2 separate regions of the Homo sapiens genome follow, and region 1 is linked to region 2. The links are chromatin loops, found by intact Hi-C in ENCODE. Cell type or tissue: transverse colon. All regions are shown on one strand. Links, peaks and the distances in the headings refer to the core of each region. The heading gives the core; the rest is flanking DNA.

Region 1 (2,918 bases), core at 97-2,596, 680 kb after region 2:
TTTTTTCTGTTCAGGATTTGTTTCTTCCTGGTTCAACCTTGGGAGATTGTATATTTCCAGGAATTTATCCATTTCTTCTAGGTTTTTTAGTTTGTGTGCATAGAGATGTTTGTAATAGTCTCTGAGGATTTTTTTTTTTTATTTCTGTGGGGTCAGTGGTAATGTCCCCTTTGCCATTTCAAGATTATGTTTATTTGGATCTTCTTTCTCCTTTTCTTTATCACTCTAGCTAGTGGTCGATCAATATTATTTATTCTTTCAAAGAATTAATTTTTGGTTTTGTATGGTTTTTTGGTCTCAATTCCCTTCAGGTCAGCTCTGATTTTAGTTATTTCTTTTCTTCTGCCAGCTTTGGGGTTGGTTTGCTCTTGTTTTTCTCATTCCTCTAGGTATAATGTTAGGTTATTAATTTGAGATCTTTCTAAGTTTTTGATGTGAGTGTTTAGTGCTATAAACTTTCCTCTTAACACTGCTTTAGCTGTGTCCCAGAAATTCTCATATGTTGTTTCTTTGTTTTCATTTGCTTCAAAGAATTTTTTGATTTCTGCCTTAATTGTTTACCCAAAGGTCATTCAGTACCAGGTTGTTTAATTTCTATGTTGTGTGGTTTTATCTTCCCAAATTCTTCTACAGAAGCTGGTTCTCTGAGGCTAGTACTTCTAGACCTACAAACTTTCAAGTACTTTCTCCATAGTCAGGGTTTTGTTTCCAGCCTGTGTTCGGTATTTTTTTGTATTTACTGTTCTACTTTTTTCTTCTAGAGATGATTTTTGTTTGTATTTCTTCTAAGTTCTCTCCTTCCTTTTCTTCTTTTTCATGATGACTTTTTATTTCCTTCCCACCCCCACACACTCTTCACACCCACAGGATTGTGGTTGTGGCAGAGGCTGTTGGTAGAAACTGTGTTGGAATTTGATCCTTTATTTTTCCTGAAAGCCTAGTTTATTTCTCTACTTGAGTTTTTTTTACATTTAACTCTTCAATCAATTTGTAATGGTAAAGTAAGAATTTATCACTAATTTTTTCCTTAAATAGCCAATTTTTCAAAACCATGACATGTCATAATATGATTAGTTTTTTATTATTCGGGTTGTGGTAGTTGCTTTATTAAATACTAGGGTCTAGTTCAAGAGAATCTATTGGCTGAACATGGTAGCTCACACCTGTACTCACAATGCTTTGGGAGCCTGAGGAAGGAGAATTGCTTGAAGGCAGAAGTTAGAGGATGTAGTGAGCTACGATTGTGCCACTGCACTCCACTTGGGAAACAGACTGTCTCAAAAACAAAATAAAACAAACAAAGAGAGTACCTATTATAAATCATTAAATTCAAATATCAGTACCATAATGTATTACAATCCTTTCAAATATAAACTTTTAATTTTAGATGTATGGAAAAATTCTGAAGATAGTCTAGAAGGATTTCTCATACCCCACACCCAGTTTTCCCTATTATTAACACCTAATATTATCATGGGACGCACATTTGTGTGCACACAAAAAAAAGAACCAATATTGACAGGTTGTTATTAACTAAAACACACATTTCATTTAGATTTCCTTATTTTCAAATGAATGTCTGTGTTGTGTTTCAGGATCCTAGCTAGGATACTATACCATATTTAGTTGTCCTGTCTCATCAGGATCCTCCTGGTTTGTATTTACTTTTTTTTGTGATAGTTTCTCAGATTTACTTTGTTTTCAACGACATTGAAGGTTTTGAGAAGTATTATTCAGATATTTTGTGAAATGTTTTTGAATTTGGATCTGTTTTTCCCCCATGATTATACTGGGGCTATGGATTCTTAGAGAAGGAATAAAATATAGGTTAAGTGTCATTTTCAACACATTGTATGAGGGGTACATACTATCAATATGACCACCTTAGTCTGTTCATGCTATTGTCCCAAAATACCTGAGTCTAGGTAATTTATAAGCAACAGAAATGTGTTTCTCAAAGTTCTCGAGGCTGAGAAGTCCCAGATCAAGGTGACTGTAGGTTCAGTGTCTGGTGGGGCCTTAGTCTCTCTGCTTCCAAGATGTTGCCTTGTTACTGTGTCTTCCTGAGGGATGAATGGTGTGTTCTCATATAGCAGAATGGTGGAAGGGCAAAAGGGGCATCAGCTATTTTCCCCCAACGTATTTTTTTAATTAGGCACTAATCCATTTATGAGGGCAGAGCCCTTGTTACTTAGTCAATTCTCAAAGGTCCCACTTCTTAATTTCACCACAAGGGGATTCAGTTTCAACATGAATATTGAAAGTAAATAGAGGGAAAACATGTCCAACAAGTGGATTCTGAGGCATTTTTAAAGTCTAGAGGTCAAGAAACTGAAAAGGGATGATCAAAGGAGGTTGAGTAGAATGGCCAATAAGGTAGAAGGAAACCATGGGAATGTGATGTGTTGAGAGCCAAGTAAAGAAGGAAAGCATTAATGAATCAAACCATTCATCTTCTCTGCTCCATCCCCAGTATGCAAAACTATGCTAGAAGGAATGGCATTGCTTGTGTCCAACAGATTCACGATCTCCAAAAATAACTTTCACTACTATTCACTGTTGTGGCTCTTCTAAACCTTCACCCTTCTTGATTCCCTCTCCTTCAAGATGATTTGTCTTCTGCTTCACAGAGAGAACTGATATAATCAGGCTTTAACTTCCCCGACTTACCAGTTTTGTACCTCTGTCTATATGTGCATCTACTTTCACCTTCCTCTCTCAGCGTCAGAGGATGGGTGGACTATTTTCTGTTTAAGATGTGTCCCCTCACAGCCAGCATTTTTGTTTAAGTCCCACAGTCCCCTGTTGAAAATTGCTTATTAGTTTTCTTTATCTTTATATTTTTAGTTTCTTTCTGTCTAGTAGGTTCTTTCCAGTGGAGTGGGGGAAGCTGAACTGAGGAAACGTAGAAGAGCTTA
Region 2 (2,918 bases), core at 260-2,759:
ATGTTGAATATACACTTTCTTAATTTCACATGGAAGAATTCTAAGAAAAATTCTATTGCCTTTTTGGTGTGAGCAGTCATTATTTATGGAGAAAAGTTTCGACATGGTGTATAGTTGAAAGGCTTGGATACATGATTGGCTTACTTTTTTTTTTTTTGAGATGTAGTCTTGATCTGTCACCCAGACTGAAGTGCAGTGGCATGATCTCTGCTCACTGCAACCTACCTCCACCTCCCAGGTTCAAGCGATTCTCCTGCCTCAGCCTGTGAAGTAGCTGGAACTACAGGCACCTGCCACCATGCCCAGCTAATGTTTGTATTTTTAGTAGAGATGGGGTTTCACCATGTTGGCCAGGCTTATCTCGAACTCCCTACCTCAAGTGATCCATCTGCCTTGGTCTCCCAACGTGCTGGGATTACAAGCATGAGCCACTGTGCCCAGCTGATTCACTTACCTTTGATGCTTTCAGGCAATCAGAAGAAAAATCACCGGGCCACTTTGGAGTAAAAATAGACACCTTAATCAGAATCAGAAGCTATAGCTATGATAAGGGTAAACACAAGACTGCAGCCTGAGATTAAAAGACAAAATAATGGACTAAACAAACAAAAAACAGTGGTAACTAACTGAAAGTTCAATAAAATGCTTGGAAAGTTCATTTGCTTTCCTCCTTGCTTTCATATGCTACCTCATTTACATTTCTAATCACATTTTTGCAAACATTTATAGAGAATTTTTTATGACCCAGTCCCTGTGTTATGTACTTACTTTACTTTATTTTATTTATTTTTTTTTTTTGTAGAGACAGGGTCTTGCTTTGCTGCCCAGACTGGTCTCGAACTCCTGGCTACAAGTGATCCTCCTGCCTCGGCCTCCCAAAGTGCTAGGATGTCAGGCGTGAGTCACTACCCCTAGCCAGTTATGTATTTATTAAGCACCTACTATATAGTAGACACTGGGAATAGAGCAAAGGTGACAAGAAAAATAAAACAAAGAAATAAGCTCTCCTGAGGTTTACAATCAAGTGAGCAGACAGTTGTTAATCAAATCATCAGAAAAATAAACATGTGATTGCAAATGTGACAACTGTATGAGGAAAAACTTATAGTGCCGTGAAAAAGTTACAGGGACACTGCCTTAGAACAGAGTCACGCCAGGCTTTTCAACACAAGTGGAAGTCGAGCCAACATCTAAAACTTGAAAAGAAAATACCAGTTGAGGCCGGGTGCGGTGGCTCATGCCTGTAATCCCAGCACTTTGGGAGGCCAAGGCCGGCAGATCATTTGAGGTCAGGAGTTCGAGACCAGCCCGGCCAACATGGTGAAACCCCATCTCTACCAAAAATATTAAAAATTAGCCGAGTGTGGTGGCAGGTGCCTGTAATCCCAGCTACTTGGGAGGCTGAGGCAGGAGAATGGCTTGAACCCGGGAGTTGGACATTGCGGCAAGCCAGGATTATGCCACTCCAGCCTGGGCAACAGAGCAAGACTCTGTTTCAAAAAAAAAAAAAAAAAGGAAATACCAGTTGAAGAGGAAAGCATTTCGGGATATCTTGGAAAAGAGAATATCCTAGGCAGGGAATATTCTCTATGAAAGTCCTGGGCATTTGTTTGGCTTATTCCAGCTGGTGTAGCTGGAGTTCAGTAGGCAATGGGAAGAATGGCACAAGATGAGGTTCAGGAGGAGGGCAGGAGCCAGCTCATGTGGGAACTGAGAGGTGTGGGCCACTAGGGATTTTCAACTTTATATTAAGTGCAAAGGAAAGCCACTTAATAATAGAGTGACATCATCCGATTTGCCTTCAAAGAGCTTGCTCTGGCTGCTGGGCTAATAATAAATTTAAAGGCAGCAAGTAGGGCCAGGACTAGGGAGGGACGAGTAAGGTACTCACCTCAGATGCAAACTTTAAAGGGCTGTAAAAATATCCCATAATCCAGGTAAATTATATTTTAATGTGATATTTTATTTTTATTTTATTGTTTATTTATTTATTGTTTTGGAGATGGAGTCTTACTCTGTCGCCCAGGCTGGAGTGCAGTGGCATGATCTCGGCTCACTGCAACCTACGCTTTCTGGGTTCAAGAAATTCTCCTGCCTCAGCCTCCCGAGTAGCTGGGACTACAGGCACACGCTGCCACGCCCAGCTAATTTTTTTGTATTTTAGTAGAGACAGGGTTTCACTGTGTTACCCAGGCTGGTCTCGAACTCCTGAACTCAGGCAATCTGCCCGCCTCGGCCTCCTAAAGTACTAACATTACAGGCGTGAGCCACCCAGGCCCAGCCTACTTTTTATTTTTATTTTTGTTTTTATTTTTTATTTTTATTTATTTATTTTTTTGAGACAGAGTCTTGCTGTGTCGCCCAGGCTGGAGTGCAGTGGCACAATCTCAGCTCACTGCAAGCTCCGCTTCCCGGGTTCATGCCATTCTCCTGCCTCAGCCTCCCAAGTAGCTGGGACTACAGGTGCCTGCAACCATACCCGGCTAATTTTTTGTATTTTTAGTAGAGACAGGGTTTCACTGTGTTAGCCAGGATGGTCTCGATCTCCTGACCTCATGATCCACCCATCTCGGCCTCCCAAAGTGCTGGGATTACAGGTGTGAGCCACCACGCCTGGCATACTTTTTATTTTTATTTTATTTTTGAGACAGGGTCTCACTCTGTTGACCAGGCTGGAGTGCAATGGTGCAATCTCGGCTTATTGCAACCTCCGCCTCCCGGGTTCAAGCGATTCTCCTGCCTCAGCCTCCCACATAGCTGAGATTACAGGCGCCCACCACCGAGCCCGGCTAATTTTTGTATTTTTAGTAGAGATGGGGTTTCGCCATGTTGGACAGGCTGGTCTTGAACTCCTGACCTCAGGTGATCCGCCCACCTCAGTCTCCCAAAGTGCTGGGATTACAGGTGTGAGCCACCAC

The links. Peaks named below come from ENCODE experiments on the same cell type or tissue, not always from the same donor. Only the 100,000 strongest peaks of a DNase experiment are listed, where the experiment ranks them.
Region 1: it touches region 2 in a loop (24-fold over the local background); 1 of 110 quality-filtered maps calls a loop at or near these places.

What each region holds. Positions count from the first base shown.
Region 1 is chr2:31,655,779-31,658,696 of GRCh38, reverse strand. It overlaps a transcript of SRD5A2 not described here. Among named protein-coding and RNA genes, the nearest start is that of SRD5A2, 76 kb to the right of the region's middle. In transverse colon, for the core only: no CTCF peak of the experiment used is centred there; no DNase peak of the experiment used is centred there.
Region 2 is chr2:32,336,229-32,339,146 of GRCh38, reverse strand. No RefSeq gene overlaps it. Among named protein-coding and RNA genes, the nearest start is that of BIRC6, 19 kb to the left of the region's middle. In transverse colon, for the core only: no CTCF peak of the experiment used is centred there; no DNase peak of the experiment used is centred there; H3K27ac peaks cover 476 bases.